Linked DNA regions of Homo sapiens: region 2 is linked to region 1. The links are chromatin loops, found by intact Hi-C in ENCODE. Cell type or tissue: Caco-2. All regions are shown on one strand. Links, peaks and the distances in the headings refer to the core of each region. The heading gives the core; the rest is flanking DNA.

What was found. Peaks named below come from ENCODE experiments on the same cell type or tissue, not always from the same donor. Only the 100,000 strongest peaks of a DNase experiment are listed, where the experiment ranks them.
Region 2: it touches region 1 in a loop (16-fold over the local background); 6 of 110 quality-filtered maps call a loop at or near these places.

Annotation. Positions count from the first base shown.
Region 1 is chr17:42,758,265-42,768,764 of GRCh38, reverse strand. It overlaps RAMP2 (receptor activity modifying protein 2), which reads right to left and starts at 7,538. Exons shown (of 4, transcript NM_005854.3): 1 at 7,407-7,538; 2 at 6,866-6,931; 3 at 6,302-6,410; 4 at 5,724-6,168. The coding sequence starts at 7,503. The coding sequence ends at 5,913. It overlaps RAMP2-AS1 (RAMP2 antisense RNA 1), which reads left to right and starts at 7,508. Exons shown (of 6, transcript NR_024462.1): 1 at 7,508-7,885; 2 at 8,054-8,130; 3 at 8,252-8,339; 4 at 8,885-9,026. RefSeq lists a silencer at 7,335-7,424. In Caco-2, for the core only: a CTCF peak has its summit at 5,165 (motif pointing right); DNase peaks (open chromatin) are centred at 5,174 and 5,470.
Region 2 is chr17:42,616,301-42,624,530 of GRCh38, reverse strand. No RefSeq gene overlaps it. Among named protein-coding and RNA genes, the nearest start is that of TUBG1, 11 kb to the right of the region's middle. RefSeq lists an enhancer at 5,492-5,631. In Caco-2, for the core only: a CTCF peak has its summit at 5,819 (motif pointing left); a DNase peak (open chromatin) is centred at 5,800.

The DNA.
Region 1 (10,500 bases), core at 4,156-6,655:
GTGTGATCTTGGTTCACTGTAGCCCGACCTCCCAGGCTCAAGCGATCTTCCCATCTCAGCCTTTTGAGTAGCTGGGACTACAGGCATGCACCACCACACCCGGCTAACTTTTAAAATTTTTGTAGAGATGGGTTTTTGCCATGTTACCCAGGCTGGTCTCGAACTCCTAAACTCAATCAATCCTCCTGCCTCAGCCTCCTAGTGCTGGGATTATAGGCATAAACCACTGCACCCAGCCCTTTTCTCATTCTTTAAGTGTGATGTTTCCTAAGAGTGTAACTCAGCCTTCTTCTTTTCTTTTCTTTTTCTTTTTTTTTTTTTTGAGACCAAGTCTCGCTCTGTTGCCCAGGCTGGAGTGCAGTGGCATGATCTTGGCTCACTGCAACCTCTGCCTCCCAGGTTCAAGCAATTCTCCTGCCTCAGCCTCTCTAGAAACTGGGATTATAGGCGCACACCAACATGCCTGGCTAATTTTTGTATTTGTGGTAGAGACAGGGTTTCATCATGTTGGCCAGGCTGGTCTTGAACTCCTGACCTCAGGTAATCTGCGCACGCCTTGGCTTCCCAAAGTGCTGAGATTACAGGCACGAGCCACTGCTCCCGGCCAGCCTTCCTCTTTTCAATGAACCATTCTGTCTTAGAGTTCTCATCTATCTAATGGCGTTACGGCGCACTTCCGTGCAGGAGACTCCCACACCTATATTTCCAGACCCAACCTCTTTCCACTCCCATCCCCCCATTTCTAACTCTCTGTGGAACATAACAGCTTGTTCCACTGTTACCTTATAATTGTACATTCTTTTCTTCAGGACAGTTCTTCCTCCTCAATGGCTCTTTTCTATTATTACTGCCATAATTGTCCTAGTAACTCAAGTCCAAAGCCTGAGTCACCCCTAACCTCTCCTCTCCCTCAGCCCTGGCCTCTCCCTCCTGTTTTATCCAAGTCCTGCTAATTTCCTCCCTAGGGGAGAGAGTAGAAAGGGAGGTGAATTAGGAAATTATTGCAATAATCTAGGCTTGAGAAAATGAGGACATGGAGCAAAGGAGTGTTGAATGGGGAAGTGGACAATATGCCCTAAAGATATTTTGAGTTTTCACCTGAAATAAAGGTTTGCTTTATTTCCATGAATGCATCTGTTTTCCCTAAAGATATATCTACTCCCTTCATGGCATGTATTTGCCTTCATGCATTTCATGAATATACATCAAGGGTCTGTTGGTATTTTTTTTATTTTTTTTAGAGACAGGGTTGCCAGTGGTGGAGTGCAGTGGCCCAATCATACCTCACCATAACCTTGAATCCCTGATCCTCCCCACTCAGCCTCCCAAGTAGCTGGAACTACAGACATGTGCCACTACATCCAGCTGAGTTCTTATTTGTTTGTTTGTTTGTTTGTTTGTTTTTGAGACAGAGTCTCACTCTGTTGCCCAGGCTGGAGTGCAGTGGCACGATCTTGGCTCATTGCAACCTCCGCCTCCCAGGTTCAAGTGATTCTCCTGCCTCAGCCTCCTGAGTAGCTGTGACTACAGGTGCATGCCACCATACCCAGCTTTTTTTTTTTTTTTTAGACGGGGTCTCACTCTGTCGCCAGGTTGGAGTGCAGTGGCGCAACTGCAACCTCTGCCTCCTGGGTTCAAGCGATTCTCCTGCCTCAGTCTCCTGAGTAGCTGGGACTACAGGCGCGTGCCACCACACCCGGCTAATTTTTTGTATTTTTAGTACAGATGGGGTTTCACTGTGTTAGCCAGGATGGTCTCAATCCCCTTACCTCGTGGATCCACCCACCTTGGCCTCCCAAAGTAGTGCTGGGATTACAGGCGTGAGCCACTGTGCCAGCTTTTTTTTTTTTTTTTTTTTTTTTTGAGACAGAGTTTCGCTCTGTTGCCCAGGCTGGAGTGTAATGTTGCGTTCTCAGCTCACTGCAGCCTCTGCCTCCCAGGTTCAAGCGATTCTCCTGCCTTAGCCTCCGGAGTAGCTGAGATTACAGGCATGCACCACAACGCCCAGCTAGTTTTTGTATTTTTAGTAGAGATAGGGTTTCACTATGTTGGCCAGGCTGTTCTCGAACCCCTGAGCTTAGGTGATCTGCCCATCTCAGCCTCCCGAAGTACTGGGACTACAGGCGTGAGCCACCGCATCTGGCCTAATTTTGTATTTTCAGTAGAGATGGAGTTTCGGGCTGGGCGCAGTGGCACACGCCTGTAATCCCAGCATTTTGAGAGGCCGAGGCAGGTGGATCACCTAAGCTCAGGAGTTCGAGACCAGCCTGGTCAACTCAACATGGTGAAATCTCCCGTCTCTACTCCAAATATAACAGTTAGCTGGGCATGGTGGCACATGCCTGTAGTGCTAGCTACTTGGGAGGCTGAGTCACAGGAATCGCTTGAACCAGGGAGGCAGAGGTTGCAGTGAGCCAAAATTGCACCACTGTACTTTGGCCTGAGCGACAGAGCAATGCTGTGTCTCAAAAAAAAAAAAAAAAAAAGAGATGGTGTTTCGCCATGTTGGTCTCAAATTCCTGACCTCAAGTGATCCACCCACCTCAACCTTCCAAAGTGCTGGGATTACAGGCATGAGCCACCTCGCCCTGCCTGTGTTTTTTTTTTTTTTTTGTAGAGACATGGTCTCACTATGCTACCCTGACTAGTCTTGAACTCCTGGCCTCAGGTGATCCTCCCACCTCAGTCTCCCAAAGCGCTGGGATTACAGGTATGAGCCACCACATCTGGCCTCTTCCTCCCGTTTTTAATCCTATCCTCTACTTTATAATTATTTTCCATTACCCCATTCAACACTCCTTTGCCCCATGTCCTCATTTTCTCAGGTCTGGATTATTGCAATAATTTCCTAATTCACCTCCCTTTCTACTCTCTCCCCTAGAAGAACGTACTCCAGCTATGGCCTAGTCATCTACCAACTCTGCAGTCACCCTCCTGTGATCACACCCCTTGTGATCTTCTCAGCCAGATGTGATCCCTTTTTCCCTCACACTCAGATAACATTTGGTTTGTATCCCTAGCATGATTCTCATTACACTTTTGTTTTGGTTTGTTAATTTGTACACGTCAACTTTCTCACTAGATGAAAGCCACTGAGGGCAGAAAACCAGACTCTATCTAACCTATCTTTCCAACATAATACACCACACAGTGTCTTTTTTGTTTTGTTTTGTTTTGTTTTTGAGATGGAGTCTCACTCTGTCACCCAGGCTGGAGTGCAGTGGCGTGATCTTGGCTCACCACAACGTCTGCCACCCAGGTTCAAGCAATTCTCCTGCCTCAGCCTCCCGAGTAGCTGGGATTACAGGCGCCTGTCACTGCAACTGGCTAAGTTTTGTATTTTTAGTAGAGATGGGGTTTCACTGTCTTGGTCAGGCTGGTCTTGAACTCCTGATCTTGTGATCTACCCGCCTCAGCCTCTCAAAGTGCTGGGATTACACTCCCAAAGTGCTGGGAGTGCGTGAGCCACTGTGCCCGGCACACACAGTGTTTTATACCAGCAGGTCCTTGATGTATATTAATAAAATGCATGAAGGCAAATACATGCTACAAAGGGAGTAGATATACCTTTAGGGAAGACAGATGCATTCATGGAAATTAAGGAAACCTGTATTTCAGGTGAAAACTCAAAATATATATACTTTTTTTTGAGACAGAATCTCGCTCTGTCACCCAGGCTGGAGTGCAATGGAGCGATCTTTGGCCCACTGCAACCTCTGCCTCCCAGGTTCAAGCAATTCTCCTATCTCAGCCTCCTAAGTAGTGGGACTACAAACACACACCCCAACGCCTGGCTAATTTTTGTATTTTTAATAGAGACGGGTTTCACCATATTGGTTAGGCTGGTCTCGAATTCCTGACTTCAGGTGATCCACCAGCCTTGGCATCCCAAAGTGCTGGGATTACAGGTGTCAGCCACCGCGCCCGGTCAGAAAACTCAAAATATTTTTAGGGAACATATGTGTGCCTAGAAAAACAGATGCACCCTGAGAGATGTGTGTCTCAGAGAATGAATAGGCATGTTCCAGGAATCATACAAGCATATATGGAAAAGGCAGGATACCCCAAGAAATGGACATGCATGTACTCAAGAAGGCAGATATTTCAACAAGAAGGAAAGTCCCTAAAGAGGCTCGGGGTGCCACAAGGAGTAAACAGATGTATCCATGGAGAATAAAGTTGTTTTGGAGATATTTTTGGAGACCTGGCAGTTGTGTCTGATGGAGAGTTGAAGGTGTAGGTTACCTGGTAAGAAATGGGCCTCACTATCCAGGGAACATATAGGTGTGTTCATATACAGCAATGGTGACTTGTAGAGAGGGGCTGGGTATGATCCTAGAAAGTAGGAAGGTATCTGAAGAGAGTGTTGTTTGTCTCAGGAAGCTGATAGCGGGGTCCAGCTAAGAACTAGTGGTTGTGCAGGCACAGCAGGCTCATGCTTGTAATCCCAGCACTTTGGGAGACTGACTGGGGAGGAGCACTTGAGGCCAGGAGTTCAAGACTAGCCTGGGCAACACGGTGAGACCCCATCTGTATAAAAAAACTTAAAAAAAAAATTAGGCCGGGTGTGGTGGCTCGTGCCTGTAATCCCAGCACTTTGGGAGGCCGAGGTGGGTGGATCATGAGGTCAGGAGATCGAGATCATCCTGGATAACACAGTGAAACCCTGTCTCTACCAAAAATACAAAAAATTAGCCGGGCGTGGTGGCGAGCACCTGTAGTCCCAACTACTCTGGAGGCTGAGGCAGGAGAATGGCATGAACCAGGAGGCAGAGTTTGCAGTTAGCCGAGAGCATGCCACTGCCCTCCAGCCTGGGTGACGGAGCAAGACTCCATCTCAAAAAAAAAAAAAAAAAAAAAAAATTAGCTGGGCATGGTGGCTCACGCCTGTGGTCCCAGCTACTTGGAAGTCTGAGATGGGAGGATCCTTGAGCCCAGGAGGTCGAGGCTGCAGTGAGCCATGTTTGTGCCACTGAACTCCAGCCTGGGTGACAGAATGAGACCTTGTTTCAACAAACAAACAAACAAACAAACAAACAAGGAACTAGTGATTGCTGTAGAGATGGCAGTTTTCTGACCCCAGGGTCCAGTGCTCCTCAGCCTTGAGCTTCTTCCAGATCAGATACGTCTTCTGGTTGCTGGCTTTAGTGGACACCAGGGGGCAGTGTGTTGCTAGGCTGCAGGCCACACCCAGTCCAGGACAATGTAGGATGAGGGCAAGGGACATGGAGAGGGGTGGTGAACCTAGTAAAGGAAGCCCCCACTGCTTTCTCCCTCAATTGTGAGGGCCTTAGGAATGGATTCCTGTTGCTCAGTCAGGGTTCCTCTTCCCAGGCCCTGTGAGTAAACTGAAGCATGAAGAAGAGGAATAGTCAGGGCTCCTGGGCAGCCTCCTGCTCCTCTTGCAGGAGTCACAAGCAGAGATTCCTCCCTTGCCCCTTCCCCCACACCTCCCCAGTTGCAGGCCCCCAGCTGCTGTCCAGACCGGAAGGGAGTCTCTTCCTGCTTGTTTCCTGGAGCCGAGTTTGGATATAGGCAGGAAAGGCCCGCCTGGGAGGAAAGAATATAGGGGTGTGACCTTCATGGAGGCAGGGAGCAGGGGGGCAGGTGAAATGAACAGAACAATGGGCCATCCAGATTTTTCCAGTTCTACTACCCAGGGCTGAGGGCCTGTGGCAGTGGCAGGGAAGGACACAGGTTCCACTGAAATGGGGAGAAGGACATTGTACAAAAAAAAAGTTTTATTTTGAAGATTACAGAACTTGTGCCATGACCCCACCTGGCTTCCATTCCCAGCAATCCAGGGATCTGTGGTGGGGATGAGAGTGAGAAAAGGGAGTAGGAGGGGAGGAGGGAGGCCTGGTGGGGGTGGGGAAGTGGAGTAACATGGTTGTTGAGAAGCTCGTGGCCCCCTAGGCCTGGGCCTCACTGTCTTTACTCCTCCATACTACAAGAGTGATGAGGAAGGGGATGAGGCAGATGGGGGCTATGATCATGGCCAGGAGTACATCCTCTGGGGGGTCAGAGAAGGTGGGCTGCACCAGGGAGCAGTTGGCAAAGTGGATCTGGTGAGTCTCAAAGATGATCCTCTCTGCCAAGGGATTGGGGAAGCCCAGGTCAAACAACTCTGCAAAGTGCTCCAGGCAATCTCGCAGGGTGCTATAAGGCCTAGGGGCAGAAGAGGACTTGAGTGAGAGAGGGGGTGGACCCAGGGAGAAGAGTGCCCCACTCTCACTCAGGGTCTACCTGCAATGAGCAGGTCCACCCCCTGGCCTGAGCCACCCTCCATCACTGCCCCTACCTGCTAATCATGGCCCAGTCGCACCAATCCTTTTCGATAGGATCCATTTGATCCTTATAATGATTCCAGCAAAATTGGACAGCTGTCTCATAGTTCTTCACCGTCCCCCCTGTAGGTACAGATGCTACACAATGACCACACCCCTACCCCTCCCTACAAACCCTCCTGCCCAGGTGCTTGCAAGGTGAACTGCCTGTCTTCAAACGTGGGAACCCTTCAGAAAGTTTCCCTAGCAAAACATTCTGGCTGAGGACAGAGTCCCAGCTCAGGAATCCTATAATGACTTCCATGTGCTAAGCACTTTCCATCCCAGCCTGATAAGAACTTCCACGTACACCTTTTCCTGGGGTCTTCTCGCCCACTTGTGAGGTGGGCAGCTCAGAGCCGTGCAGGGGCTTTGTAGGAGGACAGGGAGAAAGACCACGAGGAACCCCAAGAAAGAACAGAGGGGAGTGTAGTGGGGCATCAGCTGGGGTTGGGCAGGCCTCGTGGGAAAGGAACCCTCCCCACTGAACTTGCTCTCGTCCTTACCCTCGGCCACCCTTCCACACCCTGGGTACCCACCTTCTGACCCTGGTGTGCCTGTGGTGGGAAGAGGCTGAGCCAGGGCCTCGTGGGGATTCAGGACAGCTGTGGGAAGAAACGGGAGAGGAGGGTAACATAGCGGGGACCCCGGCAGTGGAGCCTGCGAGGGGGGTTGGGGGACTGAGACCCTCCGAAAATAGGCTACCTTGGAAGAAAAGGAGGAATAATCTAGCCCCCACGGACGCCTCAGTGCCGGGGAGGGAGGGGCTGGCACCAGCTCCTTGTCACTCACACCCAGGCCCAAAGCCCCCTCATCTCTGGCCAGCTTCCGTCCTCCTAAGCCCTCTTCGAGGGGCCGGGGCCAGCACCCCAGCTTTCCCTGGGTGGGAAGCAGCTCATGCTGCGCCCGCCCCGAGGTGGGGTCAGGGACCGTCCGAGGGCCAGTGCTGCTAGGTACGTCGGTCCTAACCCGCACCCCAGGGCCCGTTCCGGCCTCGGCCATCCAGCCCCTCTCCCCTCTCCCCTCTCCCCTCCGGGGCCTCTCGCGCCTCCCGCCCGGGCCTCGGGGCGCCGCGCTCACCGCCCAGCAGGAGGAGGAGGCGGAGCGCTGCCGGCCGCCCGACTCGGGTCCTAGGGAGACGCGGGCCGCCGGCGCGCTCCACCCGGAGCGAGGCCATCGTGCAGCAAGGAGGCGAGGAGCGGCGGCGGCGCTGAGCCGGGCCCGGGTGTGGGGGCGCCTATATCCCCAGCCCAAGCTGCAGGAAGCCGCGCCGCTTCCTCGGAGGGGCTGGGACGGCGGCGGCCACGTGGGGGGCGGGGGCGACGCTCGGGGCCCGCGGCTGGAGGGGGAGTCGCTGCCTCACCCGCGCCTGGCGCCCGCGGCTCCCTCCGCCTCGCCGGCGTTGGCCCACCCTCTCGTAGCTCACCCCGCGAGGCTGGACAGCTCCCGGAACCCCGGAACCGGGATCTATTTCGGGGGCTCGGCTGCGTGGCGCCCAGGACTCTCCAGGGTCTCCCAGGATCGCTCCCCGAATTCGAGTCGCCCCCTCTCTCTTTCGGGTCTGGAGGGGTCGGCAAGCTGCTCTCCCAGACGTGGAGAAGAGGGAGGGGGCTGGGAGCTCCAGCGGCCTCTCGACGCCGCTGCTTCTAAGGGGCTGTCCTGGGTTGTGGGGGAAGGGGCGCCTGGAGCTGAGCCATGCAGCTCAGGGTTCCTTATCCTATCCCTAGGAATACCAGCTGATGTCAGTCCGCCAGCCAAAACCAGGGAGGAGAAGCGGGAGCCAGCCCTCTGGAGTCGGGAGAAGGTCTGGGGAGTGGGGTAGAGGGGAAAGCAAAGTCCAAATACCTTCCCTTCAGACACCTCCTGGGGCCTAGACCCCACAAACCTGTTGTGGGGAGGGCAAAATACGATGACTACGTTCCCAGGAAGAAGGTGCCACAGCTCTTCAGGACCACGGTTGGGAGAAAGAATGGAGGGGTTTTAGAACCTTCAGTGTGCGACTTCATGTGCCAGGTGAGTGTAACACCATTTTACAGACCGAGAAGCTAAAGCTCAGGGCCAACAGCCCGGGATTTGAATTCAGAAGCTCTGGGTTCTAATTCTGTCTTCTTACTCCCCAGCTATAGAGCCTTGAATGACACGTTTACCTTCAGGACTTCTCATGTGAAATAGGGACATTCCCCTCCTCACTGTATGATGGCAGCTGTGAAAGGGCACTGCACTCGCTAAATGCTAGTTTCCTTTCCTCTTTTCCTAAGTGACTTATCTAAGGTCACACTGTTAAGGAAGCAGCAAGGCTGAGTCTGGGCCTCCGGGGGTCCTGACTTCAGCCACACCACAGCTGCTTCTTGTGTCCTGGGCCAGAGGTTCATTAGTCTGAAGCAGCTGAGGAGCCCAGGAGCTGGTTTGGCCATGACGTTCAAGTCCCAGACACAGCTGTCAGCACCAAACTTTCCTAAATTACTCCCAGACACTGACCCTTGGACTCAGCTGCTGCTGTTGTCCCAGTTTACTGATTCCTGCCCACCACAAATTATCTGTCCTGATCTCTCCTGAAGTCTTCATCTCAGGATCTCAAGCTCTTGGATCATGGGCACGGATAACCTGTTGTCCTCCTCTATGGTCAAGAGGCTGCTTTTGCAAAGAATCCAGTGGGAGAGAGTCAATGGCCTGCTTGACGTGAACTCCAAAGTCCTCCTGGTAAGGATCATTTCTACAATGATGCAGAAAAGAGCCATGCAGTCTCTGAGACATTTCAGGCTGGGACCAAATCTAGTCCTTCCTGCCTGCCTAGGATTGCTCCTTTCAAGAAGGAAGCATGGGAGATTTCTGAGTGATAAGATGGGAGGAAGGAGCAAGGAGGTGCAGAAAGCAAAACAAGCCATTTTCACTGGGTTGGGGCCAGAAGCACATGAGCCCACTATGGGTTAGGACTGGGGTTGGGGTCAAGATTAAAGGGGACAAAAGCAAATGTTAGATTTAAAATAGAGCCTGGGCAACATAGTGAAACCCTGTCTCTACAAAAAAAAAACTATAAAAAAATTTTTAAAAAATTAGCCTGGCATAGTGGTGTGCACCTGTAGTCCCAGCTACTCGGGAGGCTGAGGCAGGAGGATCACTTGAGCCCCAGAGGTTGAGGCTGCAGAGAGCTGTGATTGTGCCCTATCTCAAAAAAAAAAAAAAAGGACAATATGGCATAATGATAATGGATAATCATAACGGATGAAAGAAAAAAACTGATGAGGATTCTGAAGGTAGGTTCTGCCTCTGTCTTACTGCAAGTAACTTGAGCAGGTTATTTCACATCTCTGGAGCTCAAGATTTTCATATGTAAAATGGCCTTAAGATCAAAAAAGAAAATATAGGTAACTTGGTAGGAAGTTCCTATTTTATTTTTATCTTACTTTACTTTTTAGGAACAGGGGCTCACTCTGTTGCCCACATTGGAGTGCGGTGGAAGAATCATGGCATGCTGCAGTCTTGAGCTTCTAGGCTCAAGAGATCCTCCTGGTTCAGTCTCCCAAGTAGCTAGGACAGCAGGCATATTTTTTGTAGATATGGGGGTCTTGCTTTTTTGCCGAGGCTGGTCTCGAACTCCTGGCTTCAAGCAATCTTCCTGCATCAGTCTCTTAAAGTGTTGGGATTCCAGGCATGAACCACTGCACCTGGCCCTTGGGAAGTTTTATTTTTAGCCTAGGGTTGGGGTTAAGTTTGCATCATGATGTTGAGACCTCCAAAGGAGAACTTATTGTAGTCATTCCTGAGCTCAGGTGTCCAAACTGTCTAATTGGAGAATCTGGGAATTTTCTCTCGTTTTGATTTTCCTCTTCCACTTTTCCATGCCAGTTGGATGTTTGAATGTTTTTATCGACCTCTGAGAGCATCCGGGTAACTGAGGGTTTACTTTGGGGGTCTTTGGAGATGAATAGGGACAGGAGACCTCACCTTTCTTTTCCATGTAGCCATAGGAGATAGTCCCACGATCTGATGATCTGTAGCAATGGGTAGAGGAAGGGCCGTATTAGGAACAGAAGCTAGTTTCGTCATGGGAAGTCCCCTGTTTTCCACTCCTGAGGGCCCTCACATTCCCTTTCTAAGCCCCTTTCTGCTTTTGCTATTAAAAAATACAGTTTTTAAATTGCAAGTAATATGTAAGTATATACTTGTTGCAAAA
Region 2 (8,230 bases), core at 4,840-7,339, 140 kb after region 1:
CAGCTCCTCACCACCTCCTTCTGGCCATCTCTTGACCATGGCTGTGCTTCTGTGTCATTGCAAAGTTGTCTTAGAGGAACACATCCAGTTGGCAACTTTTATTCTGTGGGTGACCTTCCAGCTGTGCTGGTTCTGACCGCACCCTTTTCCCGACTGACTTTGCAGGTCAGGCCTTGGAACTGCCATACCTTCCACTGATAATCTGTTTTACGCAGCTGTCTGCAGATCCAGTTATGACTCATGACTATTATTTGATCTGGCAGGATGTAGAATACTTGTAGTCACCAGTTTGTTTCCATTCAGGTGCTAATGGCATCTTGTATAATGTGTCCATTGGGAAAATTTCCAAAGTATCAAGTATCAGAAATTCAGCTACATCAAGCCATTTGGTTTCTGATACTATAAGCTATTTGGTGTAAGGATCTTGGAATAGGCCAGGCCTGGTGGCTCACACCTGTAATCCTGCTACTTTGGGAGGCTGAGACGGGCAGATCACTTGAACTCAGGAGTTCGAGACCAGCCTGGGCAACATGGCAAAACCCTGTCTCTACAAAAAAATACCAAAAAAATTAGCCAGATATGGTGGTGCATGCCTGTAGTCCCAGCTACTTGGAAGGCTAAGGCAGGGAATTGCTTGAGCCCAGAAGGTCAAGGCTACAGTGAGTCGTGATCGTGCCACTGCACTCCAGTCTGGGTGACAAAGCAAGACCCTGTGTCAAAAAAAAAAAAAAAAAAAAAGGGGGAATCTTGGAATAGCTTATGTTATGCATGAATTTTAATAAGTTAATTTCTAGTTGGAGAAATTACATCTTTTTTCCCCATTTTCCAACTCCTCTCTGAAAACAGTCTAGGATTAAAGTCTCAATATTCCTGATCCAATGTGGTCAACACATTAATTTGTCCTGGGGTGTGCTTTTATTTGATTATGTGGCAAATCTCTTAATGTCTTCTTGTTAATGAAAAGAGGAGGAGTAAAAGTTATGGCCTTGACATCATTTTTTCATTTGTTCAACAAATGTTTTTTGAACAGCTACATTGTGCAGGGCCTGTAGTAGATAACAGGGAAATAGAGATAAAGACACTGTCCCATCCCATAAGACATTATCCCACCTCAGCCCCCCAAGTGACTGGGTACAGGCGTGTGCCACCACACCCAGCTAAGTTTTGTATTTTTTGTAGAGACAGGGTTTCACCATGTTGCTGAGGCTGTTCTCAAACTCCTGGGCTCAAGCAATCCCACTGCCTCGGCCTCTGAAAGTGCTGGGATTACAGGTGTGAGCCACTGTGCCTAGCTGGACAACTTATGTTTTGCAACATTTTATTTTGAATTTGAAAAAACAAACCAAAGCATATGATTATATGCAAAAATTATATTTATGTTCAGCAGTCCATCCCTAGCATTTCGAGTATTTATTCATCACTTTAAGAGTTTCATTGAGGCCAGGTGTGGTGCCAGGCACCTGCAGTCCTAGCTACTTGGGAGGCTGAGGCAGGAGGATTACTTGAGCCCAGGCATTTTTTTTTTTTGAGACTCACTCTTGTGGCCCAGCCTGGAGTGCAATGGAGCGACCTTGGCTCACTGCAACCTCTGCCTCCTGGGTTCAAGTGATTCTCCTGCCTCAGCCTCCCAAATAGCTGGGATTACAGATGCCCACCACCATGCCTGGCTAATTTTTGTCTTTTTAGTAGAGACAGGGTTTCACCATGTTGGCCAAGCTGGTCTCGAACTCCTGAAGTCAGGTGATCTGCCCACCTCGGCTTCCCAAAGTGCTGGGATTACAGGCTGAGTCCAGGAATTTGAGGCTGCACTGAGCTATGATCATGCCACTGCACTCCAGCCTGGGTGACAGTGTGAGACCTTGTCTCCTAAAAATAAACAAACAAAACAAACAAACATAAAAACAACAAAAAAAAACTTTTGTTGAGATACTTTATATCCATTTGTATTGCATATTAATGTATACAATTGTATATCATGAATGTATATTTTATAATACTTGTACACTAACTAATATATTATAGAAAGTTCATTTAGAATGTTAAGTTTTCTTGTTGGTCATGGTATGAAAAATATTGAGCTTGTTTCTTTGCTTGCTATTCTTTTGTAGTTCTAAATTTGAATCAAATATATCCACTTTTTTTTTTTTTGAGATAGAATCTCCCTCTGTTGCCCAGGCTGGAGTGCAGTGGCACAATCATAGTTCACTGCAGCCTTGAACTTCTGGGTTCAAGCAATCCTCCTCACTCCAGCCTCCTGAGTAGCGAGGAATACAGGCACCTGCCACCAGCCCTGGCTTATTTTTGTGGAGACAGGGTCTCGCTATGTTGCCCAGGCTGATCTCAAACTCCTGGCCTCAAGTGATCCTCCCGACTTGGCCTCCCAAAGTGCTGGGATTACAGGCATGAGTACCCAGCCTCCACTTGTTTTTTGAAATAACCCTAAACCCTCATGTCTCCCATAGTTTTCAGAAAGAGAGTAAAAATCTGTCTGAAATAAGAATGTATTGATCTCCACCACCAAGCAGTTAGATTTCTCCTTCTGTTCTGTTATAATCATCTCTGTTTTTCATATCTACCTTATTGTCATTTACCATCTGTGGCCACTTTACCTCTAGCTTCTTTTCCTGTTTACTCTTCTACTTATTTACACTTAAAATATACTTGTTTCTGATTATAAAAGTAATACATATTAATTATAGACCATTTGGAAAATATAGAAAACAAAAAGAAAGGCCAGGTGCAGTGGCTCATGCCTTAATCCCAGCAATTTGTGAGGCCAAAGCAAGTGGATCACTTGAGGCCAGGAGTTTGAGACCAATCTGGGCAATACAGTGAGACCCCATTTCTAAAAAAAAAAAAAAAAATTAAAATTAGCCAGGTATGGTGGCACCACCTGTAGTCCCATGTACTTGGCACACTGAGGCGGGAGGATTGCTTGAACACAGGAGTTCAAGGTTACCATGAACTATGATTGTATCACTGTACTCCAGCCTGAGTGACAGAGCAAGACTGTCTCTAAACAACAACAACAACACCCCCAAAAACCACTGAGTGTTTTTTCATTCAAAAAACTGCCAATTTGCTGATTTACATTTTAAGCCAGCTTCAGACAAAGTATCCTAAAACACAGATTTTTATTTTTTTTGAAACAAGGTCTTGCTCTGTCACTCAGGCTGGAGTACAATGGTGTGATCTCGGCTTGCTGCAACCTCTGCCTCCTGGGCTCAAGTGATCCTCCCACCTCAGCCCCCCAAGTAGCTGGGACCACAGGTGCACACCACCATGCCCTGCTAATTTTTGTATATTTTCTAGAGACGGGTTTTGCTGTGTTGCCCGGGCTATTCTCAAACTCCTGGGCTCAAGCAATTTCACTGCCTCAGCCTCCCAAAGTGCTGGGATTACAGGTGCAAGCCACCGCACCAGCCCTAAAACACAGATTTCATCATGTCCCTTCTCACTTAAGAACCTGCAACTGAGGCCAGGCCCAGAGGCTTATGCCTGTAATGCCAGCGCTTTGGGAAGCTGGGGCAAGAGGATCTCTTGAGGCCAAGAGTTTGAGACCAGCCTGGGCAACATAGGGAGACCTTGTCTCTACAAATAATTTTAAAAATTAGCCAGGCATGGTGGCACGCACCAGTGGTCCCAGCTACTTGGCAGGCGGAGGCAGGAAGATAGCTTCAGCCAAGGCTGAAGTGAGTCATGATTGTGCCACCCATACTCCAGCCTGGGCAACAGAGGGAGACCCTGTCTCAAAAATAAAACACAAAAGGCCGGGCACAGTGGCTCATGCCTGTAATCCCAGCACTTTGGGAGGCCAAGGCGGGTGGATCACCTGAGGTCAGGAGTTCAAGACCAGCCTGACAAATATGGTGAAACGCTGTCTCTACTGAAAATACAAAAATTAGCTGGGTGTGGTAGCATGCGCCTGTAGTCCCAGCTACTTGGGAGACTGAGACAGGAGAATTGCTTGAACCTGGGAGGCGGAGGTTGCAGTGAAATGAGATCGCGCCACTGCAGTCCAGCCTGGGTGACAGAGCGAGACTCTGTGTCAAAAAAATAAATAAATAAAACTCTCCAAACCAACAACTGCAATTCAGGTTGCATCACCTCTGAGCACTTCTTAGTGGGTGTGGAGGAAAGAGTGTATTGATTTGGTGCCAGAGGACATGAGGTCTAGTGTGTCTTTTATGTACCAGCTGTGTGATGTTGGACAAATTACTTACCCTCCCTAAACCGATTTCCCTATGATGATAAATGACGAAAAAAACCTCCCTCAGAAAACCCAGATAATGAATGCATGTGCAGGTGCATCATGCAGGGTAAAACACTATCCAAATGGTAACAATGCTATATCACCCCTCTAGTAAAAGTGGGAACCCCTTTAGGTAGGGTCCATTGTGAAGCTTAGTGCTGAGCAACTCAATCTCCGTTTTTAATAAATCCTTGCTTAATTCATGAACAAATATCTACCAGGCCTTAATTCAGCCCTGATTATTTATATGTACTGCTTTGCGATTTTCTAATCATTCTCCGTGGTGGTTTTTCATTTAGGGTGACCAACTGTCCTGGTTTTCCTAGGACTAAGGGAATGTGAAGATTTCTGGGGGCGGGGGGGTTGTTCTTATTTTATTTAATTTTTTGTCCCCATCATGGAATGTTTCTTTTTTTTTTTTGGAGTGGCCGGGGTCTCACTCTCTTGCCCAGGCCGGAGAACAGTAGCGTGATCACAGCTCACTGTCCTTGACCTCCCGGGTCAAGCGATCCTCCCACCTCAGCTTGTGGAGTAGCAGGGACCACAGGTATGCACCACCATGCCTGGCTAATTTTAAAACTTTTTTTTTTTTTTTTTTGAGGTGGAGTCTCGCTCTGTCACCCAGGCTGGAGTGCAGTGACACAATCTCAGCTCACTGCAACCTCTGCCTCCTGGGTTCAAGCAATCCTCCTGCCTCAGCCTCCTGAGTAGCTGGGATTACAGGCCTGCCAGCACACCTGGCTAATTTTTGTATTGTTCATAGAGACAGGGTTTCACCATGTTGGTCAGGCTGGTCTCGAACTCCTGACCTCAAGTGATTCACCCGCCTCAGCCTCTCAAAGTGCTGGGATTACAGATGTGAGCCACCGCACCTGGCCAAATTTAAGTAAATCTTATAAGTGATGTATTAGTAGTTCAGAATGTCAATTTCAAATATTTCTGTTACTTTCCTAGGGCAGCCCCTTCCCTGCTTGAGATACCTGAGAAGGAATGGAAAGGGAGCAAGTGCTGGAGGTGGGCATTACTTGGGGGTGGGTTACATGTTGGATTTCAATGGACTCTCCACTGAGGAGCCCATTTACTAGGGAGATCTAGAATGTTTGCAACTGGTAGAGACCAGGATAAGGCTTAATGGACTGACCCACCAACTCTTTGTCCAGTGTCTCTGCTCGCCACGTGCTCCCCACCCACCGTGTGTGCTCGCCACCTCTTCACGTCTCACTTTCCAAAGTTACAGCTTCTAAGTTTCAGATTCGTTTACACAGCTCTATTTTTGCCTATGAGCTTCCTGATATAGATGTCCGTGTCATGCATGTTTGAGGGTCCCTGGGGTCACATCACACTGAAGTCTAGGAACATTAGCTTTAAACAGCTAATTTTCTTTTATTTAGTTGCAGAGAAGTTCCTATTCCAGGCTTGAGCACTGGCCAGCCTCCAGGCTTTCTGTTTCTGCAGCAGTCCTTGTCTCTCAGCGGGGACAGTCTCTTCTGTGGCTTACAGTCTCTCAAACCACAGGGACTTTTCACTACCAGCACCACCTGCTGTCCTGATTCCCAGAGGCCTCCCTCCCTTTCCACCTGGCCTCTGAGCTGCCCTCTAGTTGACACACTTTGGGGTTTGCAGGCTGGCCAAGAACAGGGAGGGGCTGCCCTGGTTTGGGGTGATGGGTGATCTGGAAATAGCCTTGGGGGAGGGATCTGGTTCTGAAGTTAGCACCGAAGGCTTTGTCTGTGCTTAGAATGCCTGATACTTAGCCATCAGGAAAAGGAGGTGTCTTTGCAGCTCCATTTTTCCCCCCAGGGCATGTATTCACCCCTCTGGGTTGGTGGCTGTAGTACTAACCAGACATAACTTTTATTCTGGACTACCTGGTGTTTTCTCCTGCTCAGGGCTTTACGTGCTACTTAACTGGATCCTCCAAAAGAGGGCCTGGGGGTTGCTTATGGCCTGGAGGTGGGCCAGCTGGCCACTCACATACAGCAGCCTCGCTACTTGTGCCAGCTTGTGATCCCCTACTCAGCACCAGCACTCGTGCAGATGCCTGGAGCAACTAATGCAAGGTTGGTCTTCAAGGGCAGGGGAAGGAAAGGAGGACTGAGGCAAGGAACCTAGTGGTACAGAAGTAGGAGGAGGAGCTGAGAAGGGACCAGGTGCACACTGGTTTTCACTGAAGTCATCTTCCTTCCTTTTGGGAGAACAGGCAGCTGGTTCACACCAACCAGGCTGGCTCTCCCTGAGTCAGCCCCCTGAAGACACTGGCAACTGATAGTGACAGGCTGGTTGTCTTGGCTGTGATGATAACAGGCTCGTGGCCTCTCTGCTACCCCTCAGTAGCCTAGGGCCTAGCTTCTGATGGCCTGTTCTCTGCCCATCAGTCCTGAAAGGGTCCCCTCTGTTCATAGGGGCCTGGCCTGTATATTGTTCTCTGTTCACATGTAGAGCTTTATGAAAGATAAACAGGTTCATACTTACCTGGCAAAGGGGGGATAACCATGAAAGATAAACAGGTTCATAGAAGGAAAAGTACATTCCTAGGCCAATAGTGAGCAAGTACAGTTGTCTCTTGGTACCCACAGGGTATTGGTTCCAGGACACCCAAGGATGCCAAAATCTGCAGATCCTTAATTAAATAAAATGGTTTAGAAAAAATAAAATATGGCCATGGCTCATGCTTGTTATCCCAGCACTTTGGGAGGCCAAGGTGGGCAGATCACTTGAAGTCAAGAGTTCGAGACCAGCCTGGCCAACATAGAGAAACCCCATATCTACAAAAAATACAAAAATTAGCTGGGCATGGCGGCGCATGTGTGTATCCCAGCTGCTAGGGAGGCTGAGGCACAAGAATTGCTTGAACCTGGGAGGAAGAGGTTGCAGCGAGCCGAGATGGTACCACTGCACTGCACTGGGCAACAGAGTGAGACTGTCTCAAAAAAAAAAAAAAAACAGAAAGAAGAAAATATATAAGATGGTGTAGAATTTACACATAACCTATGCACATCCTCCTGTACAGTACTTTAAATCATCTCTAGATTACTTGTAGTACCTAATACAAGGTAAATGCTTGTAAATCATTGTTATACTGTATTGGTTTTTATTTGTACTTTTATTGTTATTTTTATTATTTTTTTGAGACAAAAGTCTCACTCTGTTGCCCAGGTTGGAGTGCAGTGGCGCGATCTTGGCTCACTGCAAGCTCCGCCTTCTGGGTTCACGCCATTCTCCTGCCTCAGCCTCCCGAGTAGCTAGGACTACAGGCGCCTGCCACCATGTCTGGCTCATTTGTTTTTTTTTTTGTATTTTTAGTAGAGAAAGGGTTTCACCATGTTAGCCAGGATGGTCTCGATCTCCTGACCTTGTGATACGCCCATCTCAGCCTCCCAAAGTGCTGGGATTACAGGCGTGAGCCACCACACCCGGCCTTATTGTTTTACTTTTATTTCTTTTTTTGAGACGGAGTCTTGCTCTGCCACCCAGGCTGGAGTGCAGTGGCGCAATCTCGGCTCACTGCAACCTTCGCCTCCCAGGTTCAAGCGATTCTCCTGCCTCAGCCTCCTGAGTAGCTGGGATTACAGGCATGCACCACCATGCCCAGCTAACTTTTTGTATTTTTAGTAGAGATGGGGTTTCACCATATTGGCCAGGCTGGTCTCCTAACCTCAGGTGATCCGCCTGCCTTGGCCTCCCAAAGTGCTGGGATTACAGGCGTGAACCGCCGCACCCGGCCTTGTTATTGTATTTTAAAAATTAGTATCTACCAGCCGGGTGCGGTGGCTCACACCTGTAATCCCAGCACTTTGGGAGGCCGAGGCAGGTGGATCATGAGGTCAGGAGATCGAGACCATCCTGGCTAACACGGTGAAACCCCGTCTCTACTAAAAATACAAAAAAATTAGCCAGGCGCAGTGGCGGGCACCTGTAGTCCCAGCTGCTTGGGAGGCTGAGACAGGAGAACTGCTGGAACCCGGGAGGTGGAGCTTG